Linked DNA regions of Mus musculus: regions 1 and 2 are each linked to region 3. The links are chromatin loops, found by intact Hi-C in ENCODE. Cell type or tissue: left cerebral cortex. All regions are shown on one strand. Region 1 has its middle 12 kb from the start of Lims1. Region 2 has its middle 20 kb from the start of Gm23058. Region 3 holds the start of Ranbp2 (RAN binding protein 2).

Evidence for each region. A loop is a pair of places that touch in the nucleus more often than their neighbours do. Peaks named below come from ENCODE experiments on the same cell type or tissue, not always from the same donor. Only the 100,000 strongest peaks of a DNase experiment are listed, where the experiment ranks them.
Region 1: a loop joins it to region 3, with 6 times the contacts of the local background. A loop is called at or near these places in 6 of 42 quality-filtered maps.
Region 2: a loop joins it to region 3, with 4 times the contacts of the local background. A loop is called at or near these places in 14 of 42 quality-filtered maps.

What each region holds. Positions count from the first base shown.
Region 1 is chr10:58,378,685-58,386,684 of GRCm38, reverse strand. It overlaps a transcript of Lims1 not described here. Among named protein-coding and RNA genes, the nearest start is that of Lims1, 12 kb to the left of the region's middle. In left cerebral cortex, a CTCF peak has its summit at 3,885 (motif pointing right); DNase peaks (open chromatin) are centred at 3,590, 3,864, 4,515, 7,887 and 4 more places; H3K27ac peaks cover 6,015 bases.
Region 2 is chr10:58,365,636-58,373,635 of GRCm38, reverse strand. It overlaps a transcript of Lims1 not described here. Among named protein-coding and RNA genes, the nearest start is that of Gm23058, 20 kb to the right of the region's middle. In left cerebral cortex, a CTCF peak has its summit at 4,564; DNase peaks (open chromatin) are centred at 906, 1,844, 2,007 and 3,282; H3K4me3 peaks cover 373 bases; H3K27ac peaks cover 4,374 bases.
Region 3 is chr10:58,441,780-58,449,779 of GRCm38, reverse strand. It overlaps Ranbp2 (RAN binding protein 2), which reads right to left and starts at 2,928. Exons shown (of 29, transcript NM_011240.3): 1 at 2,729-2,928. The coding sequence starts at 2,800. In left cerebral cortex, a CTCF peak has its summit at 520 (motif pointing left); DNase peaks (open chromatin) are centred at 2,411, 2,973, 3,590, 3,895 and 1 more place; H3K4me3 peaks cover 2,546 bases; H3K27ac peaks cover 1,861 bases.

The DNA of each region.
Region 1 (8,000 bases), 63 kb after region 3:
TGCAAGTTCAAAGCCAACTTGGTGTACATGTAGCAAATTCCAGGACAGCCAGGGCTATGAGACACTGTCTCAACACACACACACACACACACACACACACACACACACACACACACACGGGTGGGGGAGGATTGGGGAGGGACAGAAGGAGGGGTGCGTGGCAAGCTGGCCATTGAGTCCAGGAGATCAACAAGCTCTGGCTTAAATGAGAGACCCTATCTCAAAGAATAATCGAGGATGATGCCGCGTATTAACCTGTGTTTCCACATGCATGTTCAGACATGAACACTTCTATACCCATGTGCATACATACTTGCAAACACATATGAAAGAAAACAAAACCAAGGATGACAACTTCTGAGGTTGGCCATTGGCTTCCACATATCTGTGCACACATGTTTACCATCCCACCATGAACATGCAAACACATCAGCACAAATGCAAAAGAAATCAAATTTATAGTAAAAGTTTAGCTTTAACATGTCATTATTCATCCACCTATCCATTCATTCTTCTGCATTGTATTAGGTAGCATAGTATAGAGATGATTTAAAATGAAAGTTTGGTAAATTTTATGCAAGGACCAGGCCATTTTCTAAGGGGCCCAAGCAACCACAGGCTTTGCTATCCCATGGGCATGATGGTACAGCAGAGGTGGAGGTGTAGAGAAGTGCTCTGGAACCATCCCCACACCACAGTGAGTGATAACTGTGGAATGGGAGAGCTAGAAACTGCTTATTTATTCTAAATCCATCACGAAACTAAGAACTTAGCAGCAACTACCACTAGGATGAAGCCTCTTCAATTGCTACAAAAGATCTGGGTGCCATATGGGGTATTCAAATCAATTAACATGGCCTAGTTACATTACTACTTGGCAGAACTATTTCCCTGTAATTCTCTACTTGGCTTAAGTGGAAAATTTCATCTGATTTTCCCGGGACTACTGAAAACAACGCAAGTGAGAGAATGGAGACGGAAAGCTCTTCCCCGTTTCCAGTTTGTAGGACAATGTAATATGTTTTCTTTCAAGACAATAAGGAAGTAGGCAAAGCTCAAGCAGAAATGGATGAATTTTCAGATAATATGCCTTTTGCCTTATTTTTAAAATTGCTTCTTAATTGTGTAAGGCAAACAAATTCATCACATGGAGAAGAGTGAAAAAGTGGTTAACACAAGCTTTCTTAACTGAGCTGAAGCTGAATAGCGATGCATACATTTACGTCTGTATTAGTATTACCACGATGTTTACTACGGTTATTAAAAGGAAATAAGAGCACTCTGACTTTACTGTATCATTTTGTTTGCTTGTTTTGTTAGGACCGAGTTGCTCTCTGTTGGAATGTACTCTGCAGACCAGGCTGGCATCCAACTAAGATTCGACTGTATCCGCCTGGGTATTAGGACTAAAGATGTGTGCTAATGCTGCCCACAACTTTATTGTATATTAACTATAACCCAGAGAGAAAGTTTAAAAAATCATTTAAAAACATGAAAATATGAAATGTGTGGATTAAAGTACCAGTTTTCAACCCTGCACCACCAATGCCCCATGCCAGGATGCCTGGTATAAGGCTATTTACATATAACTGTTCCTAAGAATTGACCACTGAAATAAAACATGTAAAATAAAGGAGGTAGCTTTGATGTCGTAGTTATATAGTAGCACGTGGCTGACCTTATGATATTTGAGGAGATATTCATAAAGGAAGTGAGTGTGATGCTATCCGACCATAGGCTGGAAACTTGTCAGGAAGTACACTAGTAGATACTTTGTCCCATAATCAATAATTCAAATCTGCTACTATCAGGTGCGGCAAGAACTCCTCTCTGGTGTCTGCAGAATAGAGAGGCCACTCAGATCAGGCAAGATGCAGCAAGGGGCTGCCAAGGACCTGTGACAGAACCATGTGTGCCAGCTCCACAACATCAGAAATGCCCCAAACTGGCTTAAATAATGCACATCAATACTGCAGCTACCCAACCCTATCCAGTTTAACAAGTAACAATAGCTTACTTTGGGGTCTATTTCTCACGAAGCACCTCTAAGTGATTCACATAACAAAACCCTATCTGCAAAAGATGTGATTGTGTAAAAGACGCCCTAGGTCGGGAGAGTGGAAGAGAGAGACAGAAACAAATCAAGCTCATGCTCTTCCTTTATGTCCCTCTCTGACAGTAACATTCTGAAAACTGTGTACAGAGAAAGTAACAGCACCTACGTTTCCTACCTTTCCACAAAAACACAATGCCAAACAGCTGCCTTTTCTCTATGATGACACATCCTTACCATACTGGTAACCTACTGTGAAAAGGAGATGAGCTGCCAAATGTGTAGAGAAAATCATAACCATTAATGGCAGAACACTGAGAAATGTCGTGAACAACTGGTAGGCTGGGCAGGATGAGTAGCCTGCACATTTCATTTTGTAAGTTGGATTTGCACTTCCCTGTCACCCAACAATGCCTTATATCCTCTAGAGGAAATGTATAACTGTCAAAGAATCACTATTATTCTCCTCAGCTAGAACCTCCATATCCCATTCAATTAGCCTGACTTTAGAGAAACCGAACACTGTGTTCTGTATGCAAGTGCCTCAAAGCTGGATCTCTTGTCTCTGTCTAAAGGTGGATGACTGAGCACCCTCTCCATATTCCATCAAGCATTCTGCTAAGAGGCAGAGGGCCAACACTGACAGGTTGACAGGTACCACCCCTGCTGACACCCATACAGCTCAAGAGGTCTTTAGCATGATTGTGCTTTAGAGACAGCTCCCGTAACTAATCACTGCAGTGAACTCCTGAAGCCCCACACAAATTTGGAGTGTTGGATCAACTTAAACAATTTTTTATATTTCCCTCAGAGGTTAGGAGGCTTTGCTGTGATTTTAAAAATATTTTTCCTAGAAACTAGTCCTCTAGTGATTCCTTTACTGCTCATAACATCTTTTATTCCTATCATGATGAATTAACATATTATCACCTACTTCCAAACATCTTTTTAGAAAGATACAAAGCCACATTTGAGAAAGCTCCAAATATAGAATAACGGTATTTTTAGCTGTGTTGACCTAAGAGATGCCCAAGTTACCAGGGAAACCATTTGGCACAGGCAGGAGCTCTTTATATGGCCATGGTGCCAAGCAGCAGCAGCAGCAGCAGCCGCCTGTCAGGCTCTAAGATACATTCTTATTTTAGTTCTGACTCAGCAGAGCTTTCTCACTGAACACAACCGCCAGCTACACTGTGACAGGAAGTTAGTGGGAGTTTTTATTCTTCACTAAACTTAATTTGAGCCCCACTTCACTGATAAGAAAAAAAGAGAACCATGAAAATATCAGTATAGAGGACAGAAGTAAAACACTTCATTCAAATCAAAGGTCTTTCCTGTTCATATCCCTGCATCTCTCATTTTCATCTACTTTCTTGATACAGAATATATATCTACCAGCATCAGAGAAACTGAAAAACCTTTCTGCAAAGTCACAAGATACCTTCCCTTCATGAGCTTTACATTTTGTGACGCACAGAGAAAGGCAATAAGTATTTTAGCTGCCATAACTCAGATTCTTTACCATAAATGTGATAAAAGATGGCGTGGGAAGGACATAACAAGACCCTAGGAGTCTGATGTTGACCAGATGGTGCAATTACACTGACAGCCAGTTTGCAGCCTGGGCTGCAGTCTCGTTAAGATTCAAATACTCTTTGTTCTGTCCCCTGAAACCAGGTCACATGGTTATGAGGGTCTTTATTCAATTCTTTCCCTCTTTCCCAGAGGTATTCTATAATCCTGGCAACTCACATCCTGTTGGGAAGTGAAATATTGCTGAACCCTGGCTCCCTACATCTTAGCTTTTAAAAGCAGCACTCGGGTTGTCAGTAGAGGGCACTGGAAAGAAGCCTCAGGCTTTGGTTCTCTGGGCCTGCAGAGAGCAGTCACAGATAACCAGACCTTTGGAGAATTCTGCAAGATATAAGTAGGAGATGGTTATGTGTTGTAAGCTTCCCCTAGGAAACTCTTACCTAAGCCCTTGGAACACTTGCTATCTCATGGCAGCTCATCCTATTCTATTGCTACACCAACAGCATCTACTAAGATCTGGCCTGGAGAGAGACAGTTTTCTATAAAGATAGCTAACCTGACAAGAGTCCTCCTTTCTAGATGAGTAGAGGACCAGAGCTCAGTCTCCAGCACCCACATCAAGCTCCAGATCCAGGGCATCCAATCCTCTCTTCTTGCTTCTATGGGCATTGCCCTCACAGGCTATATATTCACACAGGGACATGCACATACATACAAATAGAACTAAAGAAGTTATTCTTTTTAGATACCACACTTTAAAAAGCAGGTACTTTCTTTTCTCTGTTGAACTAAAACCAACAGAGGAAGCCTGTGGTCAGGATCCTATAGTTGAAGAGTTCTCAGACTTTTAGGATCCTTACCCAACATGAGGAACTTGTCTCACTTAGAAACTTAAAACAGCCATATTTGCTGCTGAAAACTAGGAAGAGGTGGGAGGAGTGGGTAGCTCAGTAAAGTACAGTTCAGTGAAACAGTCAAAGAGAGTTCTCAGAAGGACACATAAGAGGAGGACAGCTGAGGAACTTGAGGTCTTCGCTGAGTTCTCTTTGCTTCAGCAGATGAGGAAGCACCACTGCCAAGATGTAATCAGGACACTGTGCATGGGAAAATCAGCCCCAAGCACACTATGCAAAAGGCAATGCAATGGTCTATAGATATTTCTGCTATGAAATAAGCTCTTATGAAATGACATATCACACCTCATTCTCACTTTTTAAAAAAGATTTATTTATCTATCAATCTATTTATTTATTTATTTATTTACTTAATGTATGCGAGCACACTGTAGCTGTACAGATGGTTGTGAGCCTTCATGTGGTTGTTGGGAATTGAATTTTAGGACCTATGCTCGCTCTGGTCAGCCCTGCGCACTCTTTATCATTAGACATAAATACACTGTAGCTGACTTCAGACACACCAGAAGAGGGCGTCAGAACCCATTACGGGTGGCTGTGAGCCACCATGTGCTTGCTGGGAACTCAGGAGCTTCGGAAGAGCAGTGAGTGCTCTTACCCGCTGAGCCATCTCTCCAGTCCCACACCTCATTCTCTTTTCCCCCTCCCCACTATCCTCTCCCAGTCATAAAAATTAAATCCAACAATAGGTAGACCTGAGTCGTAACAGCAGAATCAAGCCTTGTCACCAGACTTTCTTTTTGCTCTTATATATAATTTAGCAGAAGACAGGAGAGTGACTCAAGTGTCCTAAGAACTCTGTTTAGCATGCTTTCTCCTGCCCATTCTGGTTAAGTCCTTGAGGACATTGCTTCTTCCTTCTATTCACAGCACCTGGTCCTCTGCTGCCATAGCAGTGGTGACAGCTCGCATCCAGTTCCCCCAGTTCTCATCTCAACCATAAACCTATTAGAATGGTGTGCAAGAGAGAATCTAGCAAATGGCTGGGGAAAGAATACTATGGAGCTCAGGTGGATTACAATTGTTTCAGTTATTTTGTAACTGAGTTAGAACATAGACAGGCACCATGTGGGTTACATTTGTGTGCACACTTAACATTTAATTACTTAAAGACTGCAAAAAGAAGCTGAGCATGGAAGCTCACATCTGTAACTCCACTACTCAGGAGGCAGAAAGAGCCAGAGGATCATGGTAGGTCCAAGGCCAACTTCATCTACATAGTTCTAGGTAAGATATAGTGAAATAACAAGTGCAAGAATTCGTCTCAAGCCGGGCAGTGGTGGCGCATGCCTTTAATCCCAGTACTTGGGAGGCAGAAGCAGGCAGATTTCTGAGTTCGAGGCCAGCCTGGTCTACAAAGTGAGTGCCAGGATAGCCAGGGCTATACAGAGAAACTCTGTCTCGAAAAACCAAAAAAAAAAAAAAAAAAATCGGCTCAAAAACAAAACAAAAAACAAACAAAACCCCAAACAAATCTTGAAATTAAACTCAAGCCTTTATACAGAACTGCTATCAGTGATTTTAGTTCAAAACAGCAAATGCACTTAGTCTGCTGCCTAACAGGACCTTTTACTTGAACTTTGAATCAAGCATTAGTAAAAATAATCTCTTTCACAATTCAAATATAAGAAAGCAAGATTTAATAAAAACTAACTTGGCACAATGTCCAATGACTCCTATAGGAAAACAGACACAGATGTACTAATTAGGAGTTCTATTGCTATGATAAAATACCAAGACCAAAAGCAACTTGGGGAGGAGGGGCTTTACCTGCTCATAACTCTCAGGTCATACTCTACCACTGAGGGAAACGTGGGCAGGAATCTAAAGGTAGGAACGAGGAAGCAGGAGCTGAGGCAGAGGCCATGGAGGCATGCTGCTTACTGGCTTACTCCTCAGGACTTGCTCAGTTTGCTTTCTTATACACTCAGGACTGCCTGTCCTGGGTAGTGCTATCCACCATGAGCTGGGACCTTCCATATCAATCACGAATCAAGAAAATGTCCCCCTACACACACACCTGCCTATAGACAACCTGATGGAGAATTTTCTCAACTGAGACTCCCTAGAATAGTTTAGCTTGTATCAGGGTGACAATAAAACCAACCAGGACAGAAGACACATTTTCAAAGAGGTGAGGATCTTGCAACCATCCAAAAGATGAACCGCTCACTGAGAATGGTTCAAATAAACTAGTAAAATGACATGGGAGTGAAAAGCTGTCCCATCAATAATAACAGGTATCTATGCTGGCTGTACCACACATCAGTGATTTATGGCTGCAGCTGCTACTCAGTAGCAAAGGAGGCTCTGGACTTGGCCCCCAGCACTACAAAGCAAGTAGATAAGCTGGGTGTGGTGGTCTATAACTGTAATCCTAGCACTAAGGTGGGCAGCTGAGACAAGAAGAGGAATCTGAGGCAAACCTAAAGAATAAGTTCAAGACCAGTCAGGGCTACATAGTAAGATCATGTCTCCAGAAACAAACAAACAAACCCCCAAAAATTAAGAAATAAAACCATACATATAAACAAACAAACAGCAAAAAGCCAAAACGAAGAAGTACACAATTTTTTACCCCTTTTAAGGATGGCCAATACTAATCTAGTATATTAGAGCAAATGACCACAAGATTTTTTTTCAGAGATAACCTATCTATAAATCTTCTCTGAAATATAGGAAATCATTCTGTTAAAATAAAGCAATCCAGAAAGATATGTACCCTATGTTTTTCTCTCACATGTGGGACAGCCCAGATTTATTTATACACACACACACACACACACACCACTCATGCATGTGTCATCAAACTACTAAGAGGTTCATAAGAGGGAAAGAAGAGATCTTAGGTTAGAGTAACAGATTCAGAAGTGGGGACTATCTGTGGAAAGGAAGGAACCAACCAGTGTAATAAGTGGAAGAGCAGAGAGGGAGAAGACATTAGAATACAGTACAATGGACACACACACACATGCCACAATGAAACCATTTCTTCATATTTTAATTTAAACCTAAAAAAACCCTTTAAACTCTAAATTTAAAATTTCTTAAAAGGTAGACTTAGAGATAAGATATTAGGAAAAAAGGGGGAAGAAAGAAATTTAAAAAGTAATTCAAAAGGGTAAGACTCCAATTGTACACTGCTGTGGTGATTGCATATTTACTCCCATGTGACAGGCAAAGCTGCTTCCTGGAACGGAGTGGTGGTGGTGGTGGTGGGAGTCTCCTGGCATACTTGATTACTCTGAGCACGAATATATTCAGAAAAAGTTTTGTTACTGCTCCTGTTGCAATGCCCCTGCTCTCTTATTCAGAAACGGAAACGCCACCAGCTCTGTAGGCACAGATCATCTCCAGGCACGACATACAAAAGCACAGACTTATACACTTGCTCATATAAAGAGACTTTAACAGGTCTTAGTATTTTCATTTGAGTTTAGGCAGCATGAACCATTAGTCATTAGTTATATTTGGTTTTAGAGTTGTATCTACATTTACTT
Region 2 (8,000 bases), 76 kb after region 3:
ATGGCACATACTGTTGGCGCTTGTTTTTATTCTCCTTTAGAAGATCTGAGGTGCTGAAACTTGGGACACCTAACTTCATTACTCTCCTAATTCTTCTTAACTAATACTACAATACAACGAGTGGTAAATCCTATCTCTCTAAACTCATTAAAAAGTCTACCTTACCTACTTTTTCTGTTTTAACTGCACAGTCAATATGGAAAGTGCTTTTCCCAGTATTAGGAGACAAGAACAGCAGAAACACAAACCACTGTTATCATCACCAAGGAGCTACATAACCAAAATGGGTAGAAAAAATATTTTTCTTTAATTCATTGGAACAGACAGCATTTTTTTTTCTACATTTAAATTCTAGGGGATAAAAATCCCAGCACTTGGGTGGTAAAGGCAAGCGGATTTCTGAGTTCCAGGACAGCCAGGACTACACAGAGAAACCCCGTCTCGAGAAACCAAAACAAACAAACAAACAAAACAATTCTAGTTGTTTTAAAGATCACTATAATTATATAAATGAACTACCTCTTATATTACATAAGTATTTTAGGTCTGAAAATAAGTATAAAACAGTTTAAAATATTTTACAGATCTTGAATTTTTAAAACAGGAAATTCTAAGAAAACCCAATCTGAAATTACAACTATTTGTTTGTTTGCTAACTTCTCTCTTGAATTCTGAGTGCAAAAATCTGGCCTGTGACAGGGCTTGTAGGTTGGGCGTTCTTGCCTAGCATGTATGAGGGCCTGGGTTTGGACTGCTCCTCTCACAGGGAGAGATTACAAGTCAAATGTGTAACACTTCAAACTCAGAAGCCTTTACATTCTGTTGAATCCAGTGATTTCCAAGTGAATACAGTAAATGTTGCCAAGTCACTTTACACCGTAAGAAGGCATGCATGGACACTTGCCAGCATTGACAACAGTTCTTTTGTTATCAGGATCATCAAAAATTGGAGAAAGTCAATAATTTTCAAATAGGCATTTCTCTCTGAAAGTACAGGTCTCGTGACATAGCTGACCATAATGAGACACACGTTTTAAAAGCTTGTCAATTTCTTCCATGTCAACAGAGAACAAATGCAAGGTATAGATATCACGCGGCCATCTGGTCAGAATATTCAGATACTCTAATTCAAGAATAAATTACACTAGATACAGAAAATTATATTTTCCAAATGCTTCTTTTTACTGCAGCTTTCTGTCAGCAGGAAAACAGGAACACTTCCTATCTCCCTCCCCCGCCCCCCGCCCCCCCCCCCGTCCCCCCCCCCCCCCCGCGCCAAAAAAAAAAAAAGAAAGAAAGAAAGAAAAGGAAAGGAAAGGAAAGGAAAGGAAAGGAAAGGAAAAACGAAAAGCCAAATCCTCTTTCACAGTAACATGGGGCTTAATGCAGTAGCGACTTTCAGAATACCAAATCTAAAATAACTTCTTGGCAGTTACAGCAAAAAACTAAAAAATGTTGGTTTTAGATAAATTAAAGTTGAAACCCAAAACAACTAATCTTTTGCTAACTTGTTCTCCAGATTTTTGATGTCCATCACTGCTAAACTATATTCAGTAGTTCCACAACATTTCTTTGTTACATCACTTCAATAACAACCTTAGGAACCCTACCCAGCCCCCACACCAAATACTACAAACTACCTGACACATACTCAAAGTCTAATTTCTCACAAAAATCTGCTCTGATAAACCCAAACTGCTAGCTCTAGCCCCCAGGGAAAATCAATTCCTTCCCGTTGAGAAGCTAGTCTGGAGCTGCATTTAGAGATGCACCAGGAGCCCAGGTGTGGAGAAGAGCTGAGGAGAGTGGGAACAGGCTCCAGGGCCACAAGAGGCTCCTACCCAAAGAACAGGGATCCACTAGGCTGTGAATCCCGCTATAATCACAATCGCTACAACCGAGAGGAACCTTGACCCTTAGCCAACCCTGCACTCACCTCAGCTCTTCCTCTGCGTGCCCATTGACTCTCAGACTCTCAGGACGCTCTCGCCTTCTCCGGTAGAGGCCCGACTGTGAAAGCTCCTTAAGCTGTAGTGTGGTCATAGTTTTCTCTGCACAGCAATTAAGGATACTTGTGCTAGGCGAGCGAGCGTTGCCAGCTCAGAAAGGCAGTGTCCTCTGCCGAAGGACCTCAGCACACCTGACTCTGGGTTAGAAAGCTCCAGGCAAAGCAGGCCAGGCCAGTCGGCTGAAACACAGCTTCCTGTTTCTTGTTGTACACACCCTCCCCAGCAAGACATGACTTGCCTTATCTCTGGGCCCTGTACCTAGGGGAGGGGGAGTCAGTGACCCACACTGGCCCACGTGGTCACCAATAAGCAAATTTCTTATGAACAATGACAGCAATTCCTTTATAAAATCTCTCTAAGAGTCTTCTGAATTAAAGTTGGGGAAAAGCTCTAGCAAAGTAATGCTTAAAGGAGGGTCTGCCCTGTTTTATTTGCCAGGAAATCCATTAACATTTCAGACAGCTGTCAGTATAAAGAAATGCCTGGTCATCAGGAGCTCTTTGGGACATTTTCCCTGGGGGTTGGAGGGGAGTCAGAATTCCAAAGGAAACAGTCCAATTCCTTCCTCTCTCAGCATTCTGAATCCTCCTTAGAAGAGAAGATGGTGTCTAGGCCACCCCCTCCCCAGTAAATATTACTAAAAATTCATAAATGGGAGGAAGAGTGTTTCTTCTGCTAAATTCTGTTAAATGATTTTCAGATTCTATGTCTATTCTTGCTGAATAACCCCCAACTTACACAGCCTCCTCTGCAGGGTAACATTTATCTCCAGGTTGTCAGCCTATAAATGCCAATATTTATCTATGCATTTGATCTTGGGAAGCAAGGTGAAGGGGTTGCAGATCACAGAGGACATGGGAAATGCTGTGTCACCTGCTCCAATAATGTAAACAGTACATCAGGCAGGGTGCCACCCACCAGACCAATTAAGTCCCTCTCAGGACATACACCACAGCACAAATACAGGCAGGCTGCTGGCTATTTCTTAGCCAAAAGCTTGATTCATGGTTCTAGAAAATTTCTCTTTGAACACTTTGTACTGTTCTTTTCCTTTTAGACTGCTCTCAACAAGAATACAGAAAAGGACTTGAGAGTATAGTTCATTGAAGAGTGTTTGGTTAGCATGTACAAGGCCCTGGGTTCAATACCAGGCACTAAGAAACAAGATGTGTTTCAACAGCATAATGTAGCCAGTAGCATTACTTTTAAAAGAGGTGGGTGTTTGGCTTTGTTTTAAACTGATGCAACCCTGCCAACAAGGAAACAGCTTGTTGAAAGCTACTGACACAGGAAACAGAACTGTGTGGGATGGATCTTGTATGAAGAGTCTGTGGTTAAAAGGATGTGAAGACAGTCACAAAAAGACCAGTTCCAAGCTCTGTAACAAACAAGCTATGACAATTGCTGCCCTCTGACTTTTCAAATGGCTGGGCTGACAAGTAGGAATTTTAATAAGTCAATGCTTATGCTGCAATGAAACTGCTACAAAGAATAAAATGAAATTCTGAGCCATTGCTGAAGACTCTTTAAGCCATTGTCTTCATGAAGACAGATGGACAGAAAGGAAGAGAGGGAGACAGGGGAGGGGAGGGGAGGGGAGGGGAGGGGAGGGGAGGGGAGGGGAGGGGAGGGGAGGGGAGCTTTATCTTCTCCTCGACCTGTGCAGAAGCATACTGAGGTCCGACACACTGGAAAGGGAGCTAGATAAGAACACACAGGCACCAACAGAGATCACAAACTTCGGAAAAATACACTGGCCCTACACCAGTACCAGGTAGGATCACAGCCCTACCTCCAGTGCACAGTAGAGTGTATAATACAGTAGAACACAGAAGATCTTGGGTCTTTTAAAAAAATTGTTGTTGCTTTGTTTCTGGAGACAGGGTCTTGTACTATGTTGGCCTTATGGGCTTGAACTTGCTATATAGACCAAGCTGGTTTCAATCTCAAGAGACCTGCCTGCCTCTACCTCGAAACTGCAGGGATTAAAGGTGTGCACCATCATGCCCAGCCAGCCCCCTTTTATTTTTGAAGACAGGGTCTCATGTATCTCAGACTGGCCCTAAACTCATTAGGTAGGCAAAGATGTTTCTGAATGCCTTATCCCCCATCTCCACCTGCAGGTGCTAGGATTATGGGTGTGCATACACCAACTACTCCTGGTTGCCTGGTTTATACAATGCTGGGTATTCTTGTATGTTAATCAAGCTTTTTACCAGCCCCATCCCTCAGACCTGAGCTGCATATCTTCAGACCCTAGTTCTTTTTTTCCCTTCAAATACACTTTCCCATTGAAAAATAGTTACCAACTGTGCCTAAGTTTTCTGTTCAGATATAATTCAAAGGTTTTCAGTTTCAAGTTATCGTCTTTGCATACTTTTTACAGTGCAGAGAGGTCTAGACTTCCCCACGTGACTCTAAATAGAAAGCTTTCCATTTCTGCATTCTCAAGATTCTGACTGCCATTTCAGCCTTGCATTCAGTGTAGGATTCCTAACCTTTCCTTGAACACTTGTAATAGTGATCACTTCATAAAATTCCTAACTCTCTCCTGCTCCTACTGGCTAGAGAGAACAATGGTCCCCGCCAGCTGCTCCAGCCAGAGTTTTCCACCTGCGCTGTTTGTTGCATGAGCCTCATTACAACTTTCCATACCATTCTGTCCTTCCTAGCTTCCTAGATTCTTGTTGGATCAGGCATGAAATATCAATCCGCTCTAAAGTAATACCAACCGCTGCCATCCATGCTGACAGTTTCTTGTGTAGTTTTAATTTAAGCTCCTGACTGGAATGATTAAATACAAAGTTCTACTGCTGTGCAAGACCATTCTTCTCTCAGGCTGACTACTACCCAAGCTTTTCACATAGCTTTTCATCTTCTGGGAGCCAGGGACCTTTTGTGAATCTGATAAAAGTTTCTCACAGAAAATGCATGTGAGTACTACATTTTATAACAGTGTTACAAACAGATTCCTTCAAAACCCTACAGATAATTCTTCAGATCTTCCCTATATATACATTTGTTTCTCCCTTTTCTGAACACCTCCAACTCCCAGTGTGGGTCTTTTAAACTTCACCAGGTGTTCATTTGGTATCTGTCTGCTCAGCAGTGGGCTAATGCTGTTTGGGAAAAGTTTCTCTTGCCTGCTCTAAATTTCTCCCAGCCACCAATCTTCTAATCTATTCAAACTGATCTTTTAAAACGCAGGTCGATTGCTTATTGACCCTTCTTAAAAACCTTTCCCTGGCTCCACTGCCTTTATAACAGTATAAACAAAGAAAATGAGGTGTGTTATCTGGTGCCAGCAGAGCCTGCTCCTGGCTCCTTGGTCTTGACTCCAGGCAGTTCTTAGGACAGACTATTTCTCTCATTTCCTGGTTTCTCCAATGCAGCCTGTAAGTCTAGTAAAAGGATTCTAGCAGGGTTAGCTCCTACTCACCCCACTATATCTTGGGCAAAGTAGGAAGCCTTTAGATATCTCATAGGCTAATCAAACCCCCTTGTTCTATGGACCCTGTGCTCCCTTCTGTGTTCAAAACAACGTAGTATCACTATTTGGTATTTAGTTGTTTTCCTGAGACAGGATCATACTATGTAGTTCAGACTAGCCTCAAACTCATGATAGCCTGCTTGTTCCCTTAGAGTTTTGAAATGTTTTGCTCTTAGTATTCCATATTTTCTAAGTGGAATTTAAAATTTCATTTATTTATTTTGTTTTGCCTGCATGAACCTATACCACATGCATGCCTGGTGCTCATGAAGCCAGAAGATGGTGTCAGACTCCCTGGAATTGGAATTACAGATGGTTTAAACCATCATGTGGGTGTTAGAAATTAAACCAGGGTCCTTTGTTAGAGCAATGTGGTGGTTTGAATAGGAACGACTTCCAGAGAGTGAGTGGTGTATGTGTGGTTTGTGTGTGTGAATGCTTGATCCATAGGGAATGGCTCTATTAGAAGGTGTGGCCTTCTTAGAGGAAGTATGTCACTGGGTGTGGGCTTTGAGGTCTTATAAACTCAAGTCTGGGCAGTGTGACATAGTTTCTCCTTGCTGCCTGCAAATCCAGATATAGTACTCTTCATTTGTTTTGTTTTTTTGACAGATACAGTACTCTTGACTCTGCCTCCAGAACTCTGCCATACTCTGTCTGCACTCTGCCATGTTTCCCACCAAGACTATAATGCACAAAACCTCTGAAACTGTAAGTGAGCCCCAACTGAATGCTTTCCTTTATAAGAGCTACTGTAGTCATAGTCTCTCTTCACAGCAATAGAAACCTAAGACAAGCAATAAGTGCTCTCAACTGCTGAGCTACTGCTCTAGCCCCTGAGATTTTGAAAGATATACAAACTATAGTTTTAGAGTGTATTTCATGAAATTTCAGAGTCTATAAAACTGTAGATTTGAACAATACCTTCCACAAGTGTAAATATGGTAAGACTAAAAATTTGCCTAAATATTCATCTAACTTGTCAACTTACAGTTTTCAGCATTCTGTTACAATGACATCCCCCTTCAGGCACAAGAGGGGAAGAAGCCTAACTGAAACCCAACCATCGAAGTGGTCATTAGTGTTAAGGGATTATCTATTTCTTCTCCTTATAGTAACAGGAGCTACAAAGCAGCATCTATGCAGAACTGTAATTAACCAAGGTTCATTACCAGCATCTTTTATGCTGGTCCAGAAGGTCTATAAACTATATGAACAGCTGTGCAATTTCAGCCCATTAGTTTCTCTATGTGATATGCAATAAAAATAATTTTGTTTTATAACTAACTATGGATTTGATAGAGACAAATCCTCTTTTAGCCTAAGTTTTTATCTCATAAGATAATGAAAACAAACCAAAACAAAAAAGAAACCTCATTATGAGCTGGAGAGACGGCACTTACTTCACTTACCCTGGACCAACTTTAGTTCTTAATACTCATGCCAGGCAACTCACAACTACTTGCAACTCCAGCTCCAGGGGAGCCAACACCTCTGGCCTCATGGGTACCTGCACTCATGTGCACATACACTCTCTTAAACATAACTAAAAAAGAATAAAAATATCTTAAAAACATACTTTAATAAAGCAAAATTAGTGTTTTACATTATTTTCAACACTCATTCATCTTATATTTATTTGTCAAGCATAAGGTCTTCCTAAATAAGGTCTCTCAGGAGTGCTCTGTCATGAGATCCAGTGCTGCGGATCCAACAATTCAGTACCATTGCCAGTGGGTTCAAGGGCAAAGTAACTAGGGCCAGAACATACAAAACGCTAGTGTGGGGAACAGAAACGGGTGGGTTTCTGTGAGTTTGAGGCCAGTCTGGTATACACTGGGAATTCCAAGTCAGCCAGTGCTATACAGTGAGACCCTGTCTTAAAGAAAAAGAGGGGAGGGGCAAGAGAGAGGAAGGAAGGATGGAAAGAAAGAAGGAAGGAAGGAAAGACAGACAGACAAGAAGGCAATATCAACTATTAGAAACACTGTCCAGAACAGGGGGGAAAAAAATCACCAAAAAATGTGATCCACCTGTGGATAATGTTGCCAATGCCTCTGAACTCTGTAAAAGTTTCCTTTATCAAACTTTATAAGACACATCCAAGTGGACCAGCCATCAAAAACAGCCATCAAAAGCTCATGGAGTGCTGGTGAGGTAAAGGTACTTGTATGAAACTTAAGGACCTGAGTTTGATTCCCTAGGACCCAGGAAGAAGAGAACGGATTCCTGTAAGTTGTGCTTTGTGGTGGTCTGAGTAAGAATTCCCTCACACACACACCCTAGGCTCATATATTTGAATGCTTGGTCCCCAGTTGGTGGAACTGCTGGGAAGAGCCAGTAGGAAGGGCTTTGAGGTTTCAGAAGATTGGTGCCACTTCCAGTGTTCCTCCCTGTCTCCTGCTTATAGATCAAAATGTGAGCTCTCAGCTGTTTCTGCTGCCATGCTCTGGCTCTGCCATCACAGACACTAAGTCCTCTGAAATCATAAGCCCAATCCA
Region 3 (8,000 bases):
ACATTGGTGAGCAAGCACTCAAATGTTTTTATATCAATGTTTGTTGCATTATATGTATTAGGCAAAAGATATAAACAACCTAAGTGTCAATCAACAGTGAATGAATAACCACATGTAGCATACCTAAGGTAATATATAATCTTATAATGTTAACTTATAAATATCTTAAAAATTATCTTATAATATTAAAATATTCAGCCACTCACCGCTCCCCACAAAAAAGCTGGGCAGTGGTAGCACACGCCTTTAATCCCAGCACTCAATGCCACTATAGCAGAAGAAGCAGGCTGCTCTCTTGAATTCAAACTAGCCAGATCTACAAAGTTAGTTCCAGGATAGCCAGGGCTACACACAGAAACCCCATCTGAAAAACTATTTAAAGAATAACAATAGGGGCTGGAGAGATGGCTCAGCAGTTAAGAAAACAGACTGCTCTTCCAGAGGTCCTGAGTTCAATTCCCAGCAACCACATGGTGGCTCACAACCATCTGTAATAGAATCTGATGCCCTCTTCTGGTGTGCCTGAAAACAGTTACAGTGTACTCATATAAATACAAATAAAACCTTTAAAAGAAAAGATTAATAGTAGTAATAATAATAAGGAATTAATAAGGAATAATTCTCCCAACACCTGCTACAACATGGATGACCTTAAAAATATACTAACAGGACAAATATAAGATTCTACAAATGAAAAATAAAAAATAACCAAATTCATAAATAGAAAAAGAGGTCACCAGGAACACAGAAAAGAAGGGCCTGTGGCATTATTTCTTAATAGAACGCGTTTAGCATCATCTTTTTTAAAAATACAAAAAAAATTGGAAATAAGAATTATGACTGAGCTGGACATGATGGCGTACACGTTTAATCCCAGCACTTGGGAGGCAGAGGCAGAGGCAGGCGGCGGATTTCTGAGTTTGAGGCCAGCCTGGTCTACAAAATGAGTTCCAGGACAGCCAGAGCTATACAGAGAAACCCTGTCCAAAAAGAAAAAAAAAAAAAAAAATTGAACAATGGAACTAGTTAAAACAAAAAATGTCTTATAGTTGTCATACTATCCAAATCAATATAACCAACCCAACCAACCTTCGATAAATATTAAAAAAAAAATAGTAGCAGGATGTGGTGGCACACACCTTCAATCCCAGAACTTGGGAAGAAGAGGCAGGTGGATCTCTGTGAGTTTGAGGCCAGCCTGATCTACACAGTGAGTTCCAGAACATAATAGAAACTCTGTCTCAAAACAAAGAAAAACAACTCAAAAGTCATATTTGAATATGTAGAGACTTTGAAATGGTTCCTAACATAATTTAACAACCATTTACACATTTACATACAATTAATACAATAGTATTAGATACTTTAGTATGCTTTATCTGAAATGCTTGGCATTTTTAGATTTCAGGGTCTTGTTTTTTTAGATTTTTAAATATCTTCAAGCATGTTAGATATCCTGGTAACAAATCCTAAATCTAATATAAACACATTTATCTAAAATGTACACCTTATAGACAGAAACCCAAAAGCACTTTCATATAACTCTTGTACCATGGCATTCTGATTTTGATCCATCAGAGGAAACTGGGTGTAAAATTTCCCACTTTGGGCATACCAGCACTAAATGAACTTGAGACTTTTAAAATCGCTTTGGGGGAGGGGTTGTAGATTTGCTGGACTGGATTATTTAACCTGCAGAAGCCATCTAAAGAAGAGACTTTAAGTAACAACAACAACAACAACAAAAATTATGCCATTTGACTTGTATGTTCATGAACTTTGGTTTATATAGATGACCATAAAACCCTCAGAGACAGAATGTAAAATATATATATATATATATATATATATATATATATATATACACAACTGAATTGGGCGTTTGTAAACAAAAATTGAAGCCCTCTGACTCTTTGTATCTCAAAGTCTGCCCTAAATGTTAACACGAATCATCCTCGGTAACACTAAATAACACTAACAAGGTCAAAATGCCGTTTACTGATGAAGAGTCTATACTGTACCAAGTTAGTTTACCAATGGTAGAACTTGATTGTTCAACACACCCCTCCCCCGCCCAAAAAATAACTGACTGTAGAGCCTCTGTACATCTCTCTCCACCGGCCAACACTCTTTAAGAACCCAAAATAAACACAACGTTAATGATCTTAAACACACACACACACACACACACACACAAAACACGTTGCGAAATAACGTTAGAAATGTTAAGGTATTGCAACTACCGCCTAGAAGGAATTCCGACTAGCAGCCTCCAAAAGGGGTTTGGGGAAGCGGGGCACAGCACTAGAAGACTTAAATTATGGGCCTTCCGTGTCGTTTATGCTGACGCGCCCTTCCTTCCCGCCCTGCTTCGTCCGTGGAGCCACCCACACAACCGTGCAAGCCCACCGCCGCGCGGTGTCAGCCTCCCCCCGAGACACGGCAGCCGTGACAGGGCCTAGCTATCCGGGAGACCGACGACGCCGGGCGGGCGGGCGGGCGAACCCCGCAGAGCGCCCCACGACGGCCTACGGAGCGGAGGCCGAAGAAGCCAGGCCCGAGTGGGCCCGCGGATAGCCATGAAGAGGAAACGCTGGCGGCCGCAGTCCCCACGCCTCCGGTGCTCAGCAGCGCCACGCCGCCCGCGACCGCCTCCACTCCAGCGGGGAGCCGAGGCCGCCGGGAGCCATGACACCGGCGCCACCGCCACCGGACCAGACCCGCTTACCTCTCGGGGCGACGGGGCGGAGCCCTGCACCGAGGCGATGTACCGCTCCACGTCGGCCTTGCTACGCCTCATCGCGCCGCGGACCAGGCTCCCCAGGAGCGGCAGACCAGCCCTGGGGCCTACAGCGACTGCGGGCTCCAGGAGGTGAGCGCCGAACACCGGTGACGCAGCTCCGTCGCGAACGGATGGGCACAGGGCGTGCGGCGCGCGTCATCACTGTGCGCCGCGCTGCGGCCTGGAGCGCCTGCTCGCTGTCACCCCGCCACGCCCGCGCTCCAGACCACGTGACCGTTTCGCAAACGATCGAGACGAACTCCCTTTCCCCGGGAAAGGCTTTATAGATTTCACTGGTGCTACGTCACAAAGCGGACCTAAAATGGCAGTGCCCTAATAAATCCGACCTTTTCGGGTGCTGCATCTGGTCAACACTTGATTTCCTTCTAAAGAGACAAACGTCGTCATTGCCTCCGGTTTCAGCAGAATAAAGGTTAATATTGGTTGAACAGTGTCTTTATGCTTAGATAAATCGGAGTGGAAATATTAGCGTTACGTGATGAGATGCACCTCACGGGGTAGTTGACGGTTAGGGGCAGAGGAGGAAGTGGTGGCTTTCCTGGCAAACAGAAACAGGCTTCACGAGGTTTTAAGAAATGATGACTTTAGGTTTCTGTTTGGGTAAGAATCGAGGCGGCCGTTAGGACGCTGTCAGCAACAATTGCCTTCAGGGGCCTGTTTTGTGACTTAACAATGAGCAGAACAGATTATATTAGAATATTAAAAGTAATAATCTCTTCGTGCTAGAGAGATGGCTCCGCAGTTAAGAGTGCTTGTTGGTCCTCTGAAGGACCGAAGTTCAGTTCTCAGCAGCCGGTTCCAGGGCATCTATCTAAATCCGGGTTCTGACCCCCGTAGAACCCACACACACACGTCCTCATGTACACACACACACACACACACACACAAAGTTTTAAGTAATAGTCTCAAGATTGTGAATAAACTGTCGTAAACGACAACTGCTGAAAAGAACCTTTGTCTGCAAAGACTGATCAAAACCGCAGTGGAGAGGTTAGAGTGGTGCAGTTCCAGATGTTAAATACCTTATTGTCAGATACAAAGGGTACCCCACCCATCCCCCAAAAATGCCACTGACTCCAAAATTGGATCTAACTTAGACTCAGTCTGGACTGTGGAGGATTTCTAGTGGTTAGGAAAAGCCTGCATTCCTTAGTAACTTGTGAAACTGTTTCCTATCTACCAAAGGAGTAATTTCCCTTACCTCTGGCAGAAATGGATTTACAGCTCTGCGCTAGCCCCCAGGCTCCCCAGTCCATACTTACAAGTACTTGTTATACAATTCAAAGCCCCCTTGCCAGCATCCTGGCTCTTTGCTTCCCTCCTCCCCAGATACATATTCCCCCATCTCCCTTCTCTCAGCTTTTCCTGAGAGAGACAACCTTTGTTGTTTGGAATAAACTTTACCTTGTCTACCCAAAGAGTGGCCGTTTCAGTCTCTTTACTGTGCCCCTTGCCCTTGCATACACTTACCTTGGACTAGGTTAGTCCCAGAACAGCATCTTGCTCACCTCTGTGTCAGAACTAACATTCTGTAAACTATAGATTAAAAATCATTGGAATCTATTAACTTAGCAGACTACCAGCTTCTACCAGCAAACAGCCCAAAATGTCAGCAGTGTCATAGGACTATAAAAAGCTTCTCCGCCTTACTGTTACTACATCTCTCATATATCAGGATATATGTTAAGCTTACCTTTATTTATATGACTTTCTTTATTCTATAAAACTTTTTCATGTTGGGTGATGGGGCTTGAGGTAACCTAAATCTGTGTTCCCAGGCTGTGTGCTTTATAAACACAGTATGATGTGGCAGGAGAGGGTGTCTTAGTGAGCCCATGTTGAGGGGTCCCGCTGAGGTGTCAACCATAGGACAGTCCTAGTATATAAAAGGAAGTTTACTTGAGGCCTGGAAGGGAGCAGAGTCTGGAGAAGAGAATAAAGTCAGAGAAAAGAAGAAGACAGTGAAGGACAGAAAAAGAAAGAGAGGAAGAGAGAAAGAAGGGAAGAGACAGGCCGGGGACATGTAGGAAGAGAGAGCATAGATGGAGAGAAAGAGGAAATAAAGAGAGGAGAGAGAGAGAGAGAGAGAGAGAGAGAGAGAGAGAGAGAGAGAGAGAGAGAGAGAGAAGCTTGAACATTCCTTACATGCCTGACTCCTGGCTTGTACCTGGCCATTGCCAGGTAACTGTTGGATGAAGCCTAGAAGATATGCTAACATTCCTCCATTTTGGTTTAATTGAAAAGAGAAATTAGAGATGATGGTGGGTCAGGAGTAGGATGTCATATTCTTTAGCTACTTCCTGCTGACTCTGGGGCAATGGGTGAGTGTACTGGCTAGTTTTGTGTCAACCTGACACAAGCTGGAGTTATCACAGAGAAAGGAGCTTCAGTTGAGGAAATACCTCCATGAGATCCAACTGTAAGGCATTTTCTCAATTAGTGATCAAGGGGGAAAGGCCCCTTGTGGGTGGGACCATCTCTGGGCTGGTAGTCTTGGGTTCTATAAAAGAGCAGGCTGAGCAAGCCAGGAGAAGCAAGCCAGTAATGAACATCCCTCCATGGTCTCTGCATCAGGTCCTGCTTTCTGACCTGCTTGAGTTTCCGGTCCTGACTTCCTTGGTGATAAACAGCAGTATGGAATTGTAAGCCAAATAAACCCTTTCCTCCCCAACTTGCTTCTTGGTCATGATGTTTGTGCAGGAATAGAAACCCTAACTAAGACAGTGAGTCTTTTGGAAACCTAAGAAAATTGGGATGGGAATGCTGGCCAAGTTTTGGGATAGCTGGGTGTTTCATTGCTGTCCAGGGTCTGTGGGACCATGGGCAGGTAGAAAGGCACAGGCCCAGTAGAGGCATCTGGGAGGGTAGACCAGAGCATCTATGGGTTGCTTCTCTGGAGCTGTCCTGGGTGTAGATTTTGAGCAAATGCCTGGATGTGGCAGGATGCTGAAACAAATATACATATTAGAGGCAGAAAATAAAGTTAAGTAGGTTCAGAAGAAAAACCTTTTCTTAGGTATACATTTAAAACCCTTAGGTCTTGGTGGTTGGGGGCAGGGGAGGAATCCTATCCTCTGGAATAGGCAGCAGGTGGCAACTTGCTATTGATTGGCAGGGATACGTATCCAGATGGAGTCTGTGTGGTCCATGAAAATAGATCCAAGTGGGTTTCCTGGAGCTTGTAAGAATCTTTTTAAGTTTACAATAAAGAGAAATTTGTTAACAGCTTAAACAATCTTTAAGGTGAGCTCAGGAAAGACAAAATTTCTATGAAACAGAAAGGGGGGGCAAGAGGGGCTTTCCCCCTCTATCCAGAAGACTGAATGCACACACATTTAACATAATTCAACATTTTTAAGTTTATATTTAAAAGACAAAGGAAACTTAAAATTTTGATGTTGGGTTGGCGAGATGGCTCAGTGGTTAAGAGCGCCGACTGCTTTTCCGAAGGTCAGGAGTTCAAATCCCAGCAACCACATGGTGGCTCACAACCATCTGTAACGAAATCTGATGCCCTCTTCTGGAGTGTCTGAAGACAGCTACAGTGTACTTACATATAATAAATAAATAAATAAATAAATAAATCTTTAAAAAAACTGTTAAAAATTTTTTGATGTTGTGAATATGACAGTTGATCACATAGATTTAGCTTGAGAAATATCTTTAGTCTATAGTTAAAAGACAAAGCAAACCTAAAATTTTGAATTTGTGATTATGAAAGTGGATCAAATAGTGGGATGTTTTATTAGAGTTAGGCAATTTGTCAGAACCCCATTAATTAATGTTAGGATTCAAACTTTTGAAGCCCTAGTATAACAGTGGCATAGTGAGGGGGAGAAATTTGAAGTATTTTTGTATCTTAAATCATTTTTTTAATCACCACCCAAGTTTTTTATGTCCTCCAACCTTTATATCTTGCAATTATCGACCTCAAAACACCTTCCTAGACCCTCGAATATTTTTTAGATTTTTTTTGTTTTTGTTTTTGTTTTTTGTTTTTGTTTTTTGAGACAGGGTTTCTCTGTATAGCTCTGGCTGTCCTGGAACTCACTTCGTAGACCAGGCTGGCCTTGAACTCAGAAATCTGCCTGCCTCTGCTTCCCGAGTGCTGGGATTAAAGGCATGCACCACCACACCTTGCTTAGGTGTTTTTTAGATCCTACTAACTTAAGCTTTTATATCCTCAGACCTTGCATAAAGTTTACACCTTTTTAAAATCCAGTTATTTTTCATAAAATGTATGTGGGTGGTTGATCATAAGGGAAGAGAAAGAACAAAGGGAAGATTTGGTGTGAAGGTAAGAAAAAACCTTCAATTTTCTGGATTGCTGGCAATAACTGTTCAGGTTGCTTGTAATCACAGGATCAAAAAAGCCATTAGGTGGTTATTTAGTAGTTTTCTAGTGGGCATTGGGGCCAAGTCTGACTGTGAAGGTGTACTAGTCTGGAAGCCTTTAGATCAGGCATTAGTTTTAGGGGCTTTAGGTTCTCCAGGAGGCATCCCATTGGAGAGCCTGAAGGCACTAACAAAGATGTAATAATGGCCATGGGGGAGGAAAAAGGTTATTATTTTTACCATTTGCAAGAATGGGGGTACAAACTGGCTGACCAGGTTATCACGTGACCGTCAGAGACCAGGGCAGATGCCCTGAGACACAGGTCACCCAGTATGGGGATATTGGAGCTAAAAGGAAGGGGTTCTGCCTCAGAAAAAGAGAAATCTTCTCAAGGGAAGAGGATCTATGGTGTATGTGGGGGGGTCATTGAGAATGGTCATCCGTGGAGAGAGAGGGAGAGAGGGAGAAGAGAGAGAGGGAGAGGGAGAAGGGGAGAAGAGAGATACACAGAGAGAGGGAGGGAGGGAGGGAGGGAGGGGGAGAGGGAGAAGAAAGAGAGAAGGAGAGGGAGAGAGTGAGGAGAGAGAGAGAGGAATGGTCCTTATGTTGAAGTTCATCAAAAGACCCTTGCTCAAAGACCACAGAGACCACCATCACTGCAAACCACAAGAGGTTTTTTTTTATTATTCCAACATGTTGGGGGACCCCCCCCCCGCCTCAGCACGCAGGCCAGAGGAGAGACCCCAAATGAACAAAGAACATACTTTTTATACCTTTGTAAGGGGCAGATTTAGGCAACAGGGTAGCTGGCTTATTCTAATTGGGGTAGCAAGTAACCTTTTCGGGCATTGTTTGGTTTGT